Regions from separate parts of the Homo sapiens genome. Here region 2 is linked to region 1. A link is a contact called in ENCODE Hi-C data. All regions are on one chromosome and are shown on one strand. Each heading gives the region's core, a stretch centred on a gene start or an enhancer-like site at or near the end of the contact. The rest is flanking DNA. Distances are from core to core; before and after follow the strand shown.

Region 1 (5,654 bases), core at 2,123-4,622:
CCCCTTTTTCTTAGAGATAATCTAGGTTTGTCGGGGTATATTTCACAAGATTACCTTGGCTGCCTGGGTAAGGATCCCCAGCTCAGGTTTCGTCACCTACGCACCCTCCTGAAAGGCTTAACACTCAAGCCGCATGCTGGAGTTGAAATCCCTCAGCATTGCCTTGCAAGGCTGCCCTCTTCCTTGTTCCCCCATGTGGGAAAAGAGAAGCAACCGTTTCAGAACTATGGTGGATGCTTTTTGCAGATGAGTGGACCTGGGGTGCATTCTGTATCCTCGAATAGAAATAAGCTAACTGGCCAGGCGCGGTGGCTCATGCCTGTAATCCCAGCACTTTGGGAGGCCAAGGCGGGTGGATCACCTGAGGTTGGGAGTTCGAGACCAGCCTGGCCAACATGGAGAAACCCCATCTCTACTAAAAATACAAAATTAGCCAGGTGTGGTGTCGGGCGCCTGTAATCCCACCTACTCGGGAGGCTGAGGCAGGAGAATCGCTTGAACCCGGGAGACGGAGGTTGCAGTGAGCTGAGATCATGCCATTGCACTCCAGGCTGGGTGACAAGGGCGAGACTCCATCTCAAAAAAAAAAAGAAATAAGCTAACTGGCACAAAAGGTGATTAAACACATGATGTTAGCCCTGTTAGGAGTGTGATGTCATATAATATGAAAAATTAGAGTAGCTAGCATTTATCAAGCATATACCATGTACCAGGCATTGTGCTGGGTACTTTGTAAGCATTATCTCATTCAATCCTCCCATGGTTGGTGTTACTGTCCCTTTTTATAGATGGAGTCTGTGATGCTCCAAGAGGTTAAGCAACTTGCTCTTTTTCCTTTATTCTACTCAGCTAGCTGACTGCCTACCTTTTCATCAAAACCTCTCCTATAATTGCATTATAGAACTAAATAGAATCCAAGGATTCTGTGCTTTTATTGAATAATCAGTTCTTGTTGATTTGATACACTTTTAGCTTATTAATTTGTGCATTAAAAAAAGGTTAAAACTATTTTCATGTAAACCAAAGCAAGTAAGATACTTAATTAATTTTTTTTCCTGGATTTGTTTTTAGGTGTGAGTTTGTTTTTAATTAACAGACTTTATTCTTTTTTAGGGCAGTTTTTTAGGTTTACAGTTTTAGGTTAACAGAAAGTACAGAAGTCCCGTATACCCCTCCTCCAAAACAGTTTCCCCTATTGTTAACATCGTTTGTTAGTGTGGTACATTTGTTAAAATTCATGAGCCAGTATTGACGCATAATTAATAATTAAAGTCCACAGTTTACCTTAGGGTTCACTCTTGTACATTCTGTGGGTTTTGACAAATGCATAGTGATGGGTAGCTACTATTATGGTATCATATGGAATAGTTTTACTGCCCTAAATATCTCCTGTTCTCCACCTATTCATTACCTCCCACTCCCCACCACTGATCTTTTTACTCTCTCCATAGTTATGCCTTTCACTTAGATGTTTTTGATGGTCTCAGTGTCCTACAATCTCTGACTGTTTTGCAGATTTCTTCTTAACCTTCTGTTATCTATCCCAGCCCCATCCAGTCCCCTGCAATTATACCTAATTATGACTACTTACATGGGCTGAAAATTTCACAGTCATCATTAATGATGGCTTAGGTTGAGATTTTTCTCCCTTTCTGGATCTTTAGTATTCGATTTTTAAATTTGCTAATACAAATATTTACTTACACTAGGTTTCCAGTTAGTTTTTGTTTTTCATTTTCTTCCTTTTAAATGTAAGAGAGGAGGGAGGTGCTATTTCAGTATTTCCTCATGTGGATTCACTGAAATAACTATGTCCTAAGTGTGTTGTTTTTAATAGCGTTACTACCAAGGTGGCAATGGCAGAGAAACTCAGGAGAAAGCTGCTGGCTTAGCCTCACAAATTCAGAGGTGAGGGATGAGGCAACAAGGATGCTTGCCATTGAATTATACTGATCAGATACATGAACCTGTTGGAATCAGGGACTCCTGCTGGCCAACTGAAGCTGCAATCTTCCGTGAACTCCCCTTTCCTCCTTGCCTCCTGCCTACCACCTTTTAATTTTTTTTTTCATTATCATCTAAAGTCCACGAAAGGCAAGAATGGAAAGTTCTGCTTCCATGGCAAAGAAAATACTGTAGCATAAAAATCTATATTTGTTCTCTTGCTAGTTTTTCCCCCATGTGGTAGGACCATCTGAAAGTAGCTCAATTATTTATTGCCTTGTTCCAGGGGAGGAGGAAAATACAGACCACTAGATGCTGTGCCAGAGAGAGAGAGAGAAGTATTCTCTGCTTTGGGGAAGGGGGTTTTACAAGTGTTAACAATGTGGTTCAGAATCACTAAAGTTGTTTTAGCATAATACTATGAGGAAAGAGACAAGAACCATCTGTTGAAATGGCTCTTACATGATGCTGCATTTTCAAACAAAGCCTTCTCAAGGCATTTTTAGATTGGTCTCTTTCCCTTGAAGTTGCTACAAAGAGAGCCCACTCTACTAGCTGCTAAGTGATGCTGCTTAGATAGCTCTCTCTGTCAGCACCCACTCTTTTGTTTATTTTGCGCTAGTGTTTTCCTCAAAGTATGAGTGCTAAGGCTGTCAAATATCACTCCTGGTAGGAACCCAGAAAGTTCTCCTGAAAAATCCACTACTTCTGCCCATTTCCTTCCAAATTGCTGACTCTATTTTACTTGAAGTTGGTGGAGTGACTTCGAAACCCTAACTACTTCACTGGGAAAGAGGAAAACCGCAAATACACACAGGCCATTGTGACTCTGGCCTGGTGGGCTCTAATTTTCTAGCGGCGGTTTGTACACCCAAGCCGGCTGCAAGGGTTAAGTAAACTTCGTGGCTAAGGATGACTTCATGGCCCTGGAATTTTGAAAAGCCAGGATTCTCAGTACACTGTGGCCAGCCTTAGAGTCTTTGGGTGTGAAAACCACTCTCAGTTACCCGGACTGATTTTTGGTTCCTGTTGCAGTGCTGCAGAATCTATTAAAATCCGGCAGCTGAATTGTCCTGGCTCTGCCACAAAGCTCAGCTGCCGGGTCCACTACAGGATTCCTGAGTTGTTTGTCAATGGAGAGTGGGAGTGAATGGAACCAGGCATATGCCTCAGCCTGGCATGAGGTGGCACCCTAGTGGCTGTTTTCTGCCTTAGAAATGTGCGCTCTTTCTATATTTTCACACAGGAATTGTCATTAACATCCAAATTGCAGTTCATTTCTAAAGTTCTTTTTGAAGTCTCTGGGTCCTTGTTACGTTTTCAAGTACCCATATTCAGATGCTTAGATTTTCAGGCTAGTAATTTAGTAAGAACTATTGGCAATATTCTAACCTGACATGGTGGAACTTCTAAGACAGAATGAACTCGGCTACAAGGCACAACAAGAAAACGAAACTCTTGGGTAGGAACAAGCCCAAACTTGAAAATACAAAATGTTCTTGCACAGAAGGACTAATGAGGAAATGGGTGTAGGATAAGAAATTCCAGACATCCAGTCATTTGGGGTGCCATTTAAACATTCGCAGTACTTTAGATCTTAATTAAAGTGGGATAGATTTAAAACTTTCTTTCTAAACTAGTGGCCTGTTGGTTTTCCTGTGTTAAGTAACACGATAGCTGTGATCATTGCATGGAAATTAATTTTTAAAATAGCTTATATTCTTAAGCAAGATCTTCTTTCAAAAGAAACCATTTGGGCTCGAGCATTAAAGGAAGAAACAAAAAGAATATAATAAAAAATAGATTGCAGCCCTAGCATGAACAGTTGCCGTGACCTTGCCTTTTGTTTGCCATTACACAATTCAATGGCAGTCTACTCAAACTATGTGCTCGATCAATATCCTATTAAAGCAGCACAAAAAGTCTCCATAAACTTAGTGGTTAGCTATGTTTATAAATGGAACTCGGCATAATTGGATGGTCAATAGCAGGCTCTACTAGTAATTTTAAAATGAACGTCACACATTTTATATCTGTAGAAGTCAATGGCACCTCTTCTAGAGTGAAGGTAGAGTGTGGAGCAGACAAAAGAGTGGGTGGCCCTTTAAAAAAATCATAATGTCTATTTCCAAATGTAGTTTTTAAAGAAAATCTAAGTTATGGAAGAGAAAATTCTGATTGGCCCCTATATATTTTTATTTTGCCTATCTGAACCACCTTCTTCTGAATATATTATGACTTTGCAAATGTTACATTTTCTAGTTTTAATCAACCCCTCATAGAGAGGTAAAATAATAAATATTGCCATACTCGTAGGAAGAAAAATAACAGTCTGGCTGGCTTAATTCAGCCAGCTTCCTCTACTATAATTCAATAAATTTTCAAAATAAATATTGAAATTGAATTAGTTCAGGAGGATGTTTTGTTGTATGATTTTTTCCTTTTAATTTTCTTGACATGTTTGGGGTGAATATTTGGGTAGTAAAGCTGGCAGCAAGTGCAATGGACTGGTAGTAATAGAAATTGTCGTCAAACTACGCTTTCTTCTGAATCCTAGCTCACAGTATGGGTGGCCAAGCTTGATTTTTTTCCTATCCTACCCTCCTCACCTAATGAAGCCATGTAAGGTGAGAGTATCCCCACCCTTAGACTGACTCTGTCCTCAGCCGACTCAGCCCTATGAATTAAAAGGTGCATATACCTTGTGTTCGATATGTGCCCTGGCTGTTGTCATGGACCACTGAGCTGTTGAAATTAGAACTATGGCAGGAATACGCTTATGACATTAGTGTATCCTTCAGTCACTGCTCTGCATGAAGGTCTAGTCCTTTCTCTTACATGCATACTCCTACAATCTTCCTGGTTAGAGCTGGCAGTGAGAGTTCTCATGGCAGAATTTGGGGCCGTTTTGATCTCTGTTCTCAGCTGAAGCTTCTGATAAATTTACCAGACTATGAATACTCTTATTATAAAGATTTGAACTGGGGAGAAACACAACATACCCCTTGATGTACATACTAATGTGTTGTCATGGTCTCTATTCGTATGTTCATCTATTTCTAGGTCATTCATCAGTTATGCTTTCTATGTGTCAAGTATAAAACCTATATTCAAGATGGCAGCATGATATTGTAAAACAGTACAGGATATAGAGTTGGGGAATTGAGCTTTGCAACTTATCAACTCTATAGCTTTGGGCAATATTTAACCCCTCTTGGCTGTGTTTTCTTCTAGGTTACAATCATTTATTCATTGAGCAAATGTTTATGAAGTCCTAACTGTGTGCTGAGTCTAAGTCCAAGTACTGGAAATAGGAATACCTCTCAGGAGTGTAATGAGGGTTAAGTGACAGATAGTCTAGTGTCTGCCACATAGTAGATGCTCAACAATGATAACCACCACGATTATTGAACAGAGCCTCAGCCCCTGATCGTTCTTCACTGTGTGCTCAGAGCCAATCTTGGAGCTGACCACTATCAGTAAATTTATTGAAAATGCATGTGTGTGTGCGTGTATAAATTAAGAAGGGCCAATTTTAGAATTCATGTTCTAACAACCAATTATTAGAAGAGCCACTCTAGTGACCCTTACGGAGTTAGTAATTCCAATAGAGTAAGAGCATGCCAATAGTAGACCTCATTCCTCTGTTTTGAGCATTGTTTTTCCTCAAATTTTCAGAAGATTCTTTTTCCTCAAATTTTCAGCCAGAG
Region 2 (5,654 bases), core at 854-3,353, 110 kb before region 1:
TAAGTACTTCAAACTGTGTCCTTGGAAGACAGAGTTGCCTGGAGCTATTCCAAGTTGGCAAAGGGATGTTCTAATAAAGCTCTTAAGTGGTACTACTTGCTGATCAAGAGCAGAGGATAAGGGTGTTGAAAATGTGATGCTGCAAAGGTCATTTCATGAGGCACTAAAGTCCATTTTTAAAAGGTCTCCACTCCTTTCACCCCATAATTTTGAGTATTGGAAAGATTTACTAATGAAGCTCTTTGCTGTGTTATCCCTGCCAAGAAACAGACTTTAAAAATATATTATTTTCCAGATTCATGACATAGGAATCTATTGAACCCTTCCACCTTAAGTTTGCTCCATTCCTCAAAATGTGTTTCTATCACTTATATATTTTGTTTTTTGTTTTTTTAAAAAACAAAAAAAAAAGTCTGTGAGAAGGAAATTGATTTGAAGGTTTTAGCCTAAAACACAGTAAATACTCAATGTAAAGCCATTACATGAGTTTTTATGTCCATAGTACTTTTTTTTTTTTGAGACTGAGTCTCGCTTTGTTGCCAGGCTGGAGTGCAGTGGCCCAATCTCAGCTCACTGCAACCTCTGCCTCCCGGGTTCAAGTGATTCTCCTGCCTCAGCCTCCTGAGTAGCTGGGACTACAGGTGCATGCCACCATGCCCAGCTAATTTTTGTATTTTTAGTAGAGACGGGGTTTCACCATGTTGGCCAGGATGGTCTTGATCTCTTGACTTTGTGATCCGCCTGCCTCGGCCTCCCAAAGTGCTGGCATTACAGCTGTGAGCCATCGCGCCCAGCTCGTACTTTTTTTTTTTTTTTTTTTGCATGTGAAAGAGATGGAGCAACTATAGCAGGAAATTTTATTTTGTATCACCAAAAGGAAGTTTGCTTGTTCGTATCTACGATTGACATCTTCAGTACTTGCTGAATAAGCACAAATGATTCCTTTTCTATCGCAATATATATGTTTGCATCTACCTAAGAGATTTTAGATTTGTGAGTGTATGGAGCCCTCATTAGTATGAGAGATTAATTTATTTCAGTGTTTGAGCTGTTACTGAGCTTAAAATCTTAAAAAACACACACAATACAACACCAGCTCTGTAATCTTTTTACCGAGTAGACTATAATAATTCCAGAAGATTTAACATAGTTTATTAGATGAATGGCTTGCAACTTTAAGGGACCATAAACTTATATTTAAAAATTATCATAAGTAAAACAGGATTCTGACAGTAATGCATGTAATCTAATTCACTAATGTATCAGTTGTGAATACTTTTTAGATATCCAGTAAACTAAAATGAAACAGTGGACATACAACAAACATGTGTAACAGAAGAAAACCCAACTTTAGAAGAAAGTAGTATTTGTGTAATATTTAATGTGGTACGATAGTAGTAGCATTACAAGATTAGTGATCAGCTGGGGTTATTAAACCAAAGTTTGCCTCATGCTGTCGACGTTAAGCAGCCACTTGGTAAAGCCTGGGAAGTAACATGTGCCTCAACAGTTAGCACTTAAAGACTGTGTTTTAACGAGTCTCCAGATATGTATTTACATGATAGACCATACTAACACCTTTTAGTGTTATCTGTCAATCAAGATTTCATAATATTCCTTTACAAAATGTATCTGCTGTCCACATCCATTATCCTACTCTACTTACTTTGTATTTTTATGTATTTATTAGGAATTCATAGTCACCTGACCTCTTGGCAGCCATCCCTAAACTTCACATTAACCCTGCTTCTCAGGGATTGCAGGGGTCATTTTAACCCCCATGAACCTGAAAGGTCCAAATAATTCAGTCCAAAGATGGTTGAAAAGGGATCTGCAAAGTCTCCTCCCACAAAGAAATGCTTTATTTCATGCATTTGGCAACCAACCCCTCCCATCTTTTTATTTTTATTTTTATTTTTGGTAAAGGGATTTTACATCAGACAGATATTATTAAAAAATTTTATTTAACACTCAGACACATTTTATTCTAAAACGAATGCTTGCTCAAGAGTCTAAGAAGGCTTCATGGGAAGAGCAAAGCAATCTAAGCCATATGTATTGGGCAGGTTGCCAGTTGTTTGCCAATATGCCCAAGCCACCTGGCTGTGCATTCAGCCAAGTATGCCATTCCGACCAGCCAGCTTTAACCTCCCGGCTGCTTTTCAGCACTTAGGAAACTCCAAAGGCCTGGGAGCTGCACTTCATTTCTCCCATGCCAATAGTTTTCACTTATACAAACTGCACAGCTACACTGACCGGTAACTCTCAAACGCCCATTTTGAATGAGCTCTCCTTTTGTTTAAAGCACCATTCACTGGTGTTGAACCAGTGCCATAAGATGAGTCTGGAGATAGCAGACTGAAACCTTTACCCATATGCCATAGACAGACACTTTGACTGACAAGCAGCATTTTTTTCCCAAGCCTGTAGCGACAGGGTTTTGTGATTCTGGTTTGCTGAGATTTGGATTGGCTTTATTTGCCGCTGGTTTCAATTTTATTTTGGGTGGTTCTAACTTTTAAATGTTTGGAAACGTTTGTTCATTTGATTTTCCCTTTTTGTTTAGTTTAGAAATTGGTTGAGCTGTTTCATAATTTATCAAGCTTGATTTCATAATCTTTGGCAATCTAGGTCAGGAATCATGCAGAACAGGCACGATTTGATGATGGGATCTTGAAGACTGATTCGTTCTTTTTAAAAGTCACGATAGAGAAAGCTTTACTCCTGAAAGGCGGTATTCTTTCTTTCATCAGGGCGTAAAAATTATATAATGCCTTGTTTCCCTTTTTGCCTTGGCTCCCAAGAAACTCAGAGATAAGTTTAATTCTTAACCTTGGTGAATATTTCAGCCTAAGTTTTTGCCCCCACTACTTCTCTAACCCCTGCAGTTTTTGTTCATGTTTTTCTTCTTTTATGGACTTAAATGTGTATGTGTGCTAATTTACTATATGTTTATGAACCATCTCAAATTATTTTTGGAAGGTAGATGAAGTAACCAGTAAGTAAATAAAACTTCAGATTAGAAACTTTAGTCTATTCCTAATTAAAATCTTTAAGTGGCCTTGTCTGGTATCATAAGCAGGTGTTTCAGATTCATTATCTCAGGTTTTAAATGAGGAAAGCTGTGAATATTTAAGCCTAGAAGTTTCATTATTATAAATTTTTGTGCTAGCCTTTGGACTGACCAATTTATTATTTTCTATCACTATTGTGGTCTGTACATTCTCAAGTTGATGCCATTTCCCTCTTCCCGGCTCAATGACCACTATCTCTCAGATCTTGAAGATCTGTTTTGGCTTGGTTCCAATTTAATCAGTCTGAATGGATCCTATTGAGTAACTTGACTCATTCACCCTGCTAAAGAGAGTCTGAATACACTATTTCTGAAGGTTTTTTTAAACCTATTATAATGTTCTTTTTTATTAGAATTGTCAGTCATTTCAGGAAAAACATGTGATCTGTATGTAAGTGTGTTTTGAGAGTCCATTTTTCATCCCATTAATAAGACCCATTCGAATTGTAGCATTTTGGCCAAAGTCCTGTGACACACTCAACAAAGCCGTGAGCAAGGTGGAGTTGCACCAGCTCACAAGATGGATAGACAGAGCTGGGGGAAGTGTCCCAGCGGGTTTTTGCAGTCTGTCAGAGGAGCTGCAGCTGTAACCACCCATCTGTGCATCCTTGGCTTGGACTGGGCTTCAGTATTGAACACTTACCCTGAAGAAAGATGTTCAAAGAAATGGATGGTGTGGCTCAAATAATAATGGCCAAAATGTGACAGGGTTAATGTTGGAAGAGAAAAACTATTATGTTCCAGAAACTATGAGATTTAGCTTTTTGGCATTTCTAAAATTTTAAAATTTCTGCAGTATTCAATTCATTCATTCATTTTGTTTTTTTCTGGACCTGGTAGAAATACTGGGCTTTCTGTATTTTTTAAAAAAAATGTGTACATGAAGGTTTTCGGTGTAATGTTAAATCCAAAAGAATCCTGAAGATCATATTAGTAGTATTTTCCCTGATTTATGTTTATATCTTATGATTTAAGCTTTCTTCGTTAGGCAGCCACATTGTATGTCTTTGCTCTCTAATGTTTATTATCTCCTCATTTATTCTGAGATATAAATTTTTCTTTTGAAAACATTTGAGTGCAACAATAAGCTCAATAATCCTGAACAAAGAAAAGACTATTAATTATTTGTGCCTTTAAAGGTTAATTATTTCAACCTTAAAAGAATCTTATAAGAACCCATTAATAAAAAAGAATGCAAATATATTGCCCAAAAAAATACACAAATTATTGTCTTTCATATAGGGGAGGAAATAAATATGTTTCATCTGAATTGTCTGAAGTAAGTCATGAATGGAGTCAGGGTAAAAGAAAAAAAAAAAGCAACGTAATTTTTTCCTTTATTGGAACCAAATTTCTTAATTCCTCTGTACAAATCAACTTGACCATTTTATTGAACTAAAAAGCATAAAATATAAGATCACGTTAAAGATATTCTTAGAAAGATAAATTACTATGTCATTTTTCTCAATATAACCCGCAAATTACTCAGTCATATATTCTGAAAATAAATATCTTTTGTATTTATGCTTGAAATTTTGTGATATATTTATAGTGCAGTGAATTTTTCATCCCATCTCTCAAATATTTTCTCATGTACATAGGCCTCCAAAACATCATTGTTGCTCTAGGTAAGATCTTAGGAAATGTTTTATTAAAATTTCTTGTATTTGATTTTGTTTGATAAGCTCAAACAAAAATGGAATGTGAAACTAGATGTCATCTCAAAGAGAAATCAATATTGGTTCATTTATTGAATGCCTACTATGCTAGGTGCTATAAGAATCCCATCCTTGCTCTGTGATCAAAGTCTGATTGAATCAGGAGCTGTGTGTCTTTCCTTCCTCCCCAACATGCATTTATTGCCTTTTCATTCAAATTTTAAATATTTTAAATGTTGACTTTTCTACAAAAATCTGGGATACAGGTGTGAAAACCTTACTAAAAATCATGTGGAACAAAAAGAATTTGATACAATTTAGCATTGATTCCAAATTTTTTAAAACCAGTAACAAAGGAGAATAGTATCCTTAACAGGATAAAATTATCTATGTCATGTCAACAGAAGGAATCATACTGAATTGTGAAATATTGGAATCATCTCCCCTAAGATCAGGAAGAAAACAAAGATGGCTGCTATCACCATTATTATTTAATGTTCTTCTAGAAGTTTTGGACAATGTCATATTATATGACTTAGAAATAAGAATTATAACTATCTGAAAGGAAGAAATGAAATTATCACTATTTGGAAATGATAGAATTATCTACCTAGACAAAAGGTTTAATTAAAAAACATTTGGAATTAATAAGAAAATTTAGCAGAAGATCTAGTTAAAAGATAAACATCCCAAAGCCAAAAATTGTGTTATATAATCATCTCCAATAAGAAGCTGTGACAGAAAAAAGATCTCATTCAGGAGAGCAATAAAAAACAGAATATCTAGAAATAACCTTAAAATAATTTGACAGTAATTTGATGGAAAGACCTACTGTGAAGTGGGTGTTCTGAATTATGAGAGTTATATGAATAGGAAGGAATGGCATCTAATGGTATCACCCCTTAAATATTTCTGTCAAATCA

What was found. Hi-C counts contacts between places; a loop is a spot of excess contacts on that map. Pooled maps may share reads with other maps.
Region 2: a map of MCF 10A shows a loop between it and region 1 (3-fold over the local background). The contact joins two enhancer-like sites. A Hi-C loop is called at or near these places in 7 of 168 maps with a recorded cell type or tissue (Calu3, HepG2, MCF 10A and 3 more) and 4 of 50 pooled maps.

The regions. Positions count from the first base shown.
Region 1 is chr1:61,335,264-61,340,917 of GRCh38, forward strand. The region is part of intron 4 of NFIA (nuclear factor I A); the gene reads left to right. Among named protein-coding and RNA genes, the nearest start is that of NFIA-AS1, 85 kb to the left of the region's middle. Within about 2 kb of position 3,373, at least 32 of the 41 ENCODE cell types and tissues checked have a DNase peak (open chromatin) inside an H3K27ac peak, as active enhancers do.
Region 2 is chr1:61,224,753-61,230,406 of GRCh38, forward strand. All of the region lies in intron 2 of NFIA (nuclear factor I A), which reads left to right. Among named protein-coding and RNA genes, the nearest start is that of NFIA-AS1, 26 kb to the right of the region's middle. Within about 2 kb of position 2,104, at least 8 of the 41 ENCODE cell types and tissues checked have a DNase peak (open chromatin) inside an H3K27ac peak, as active enhancers do.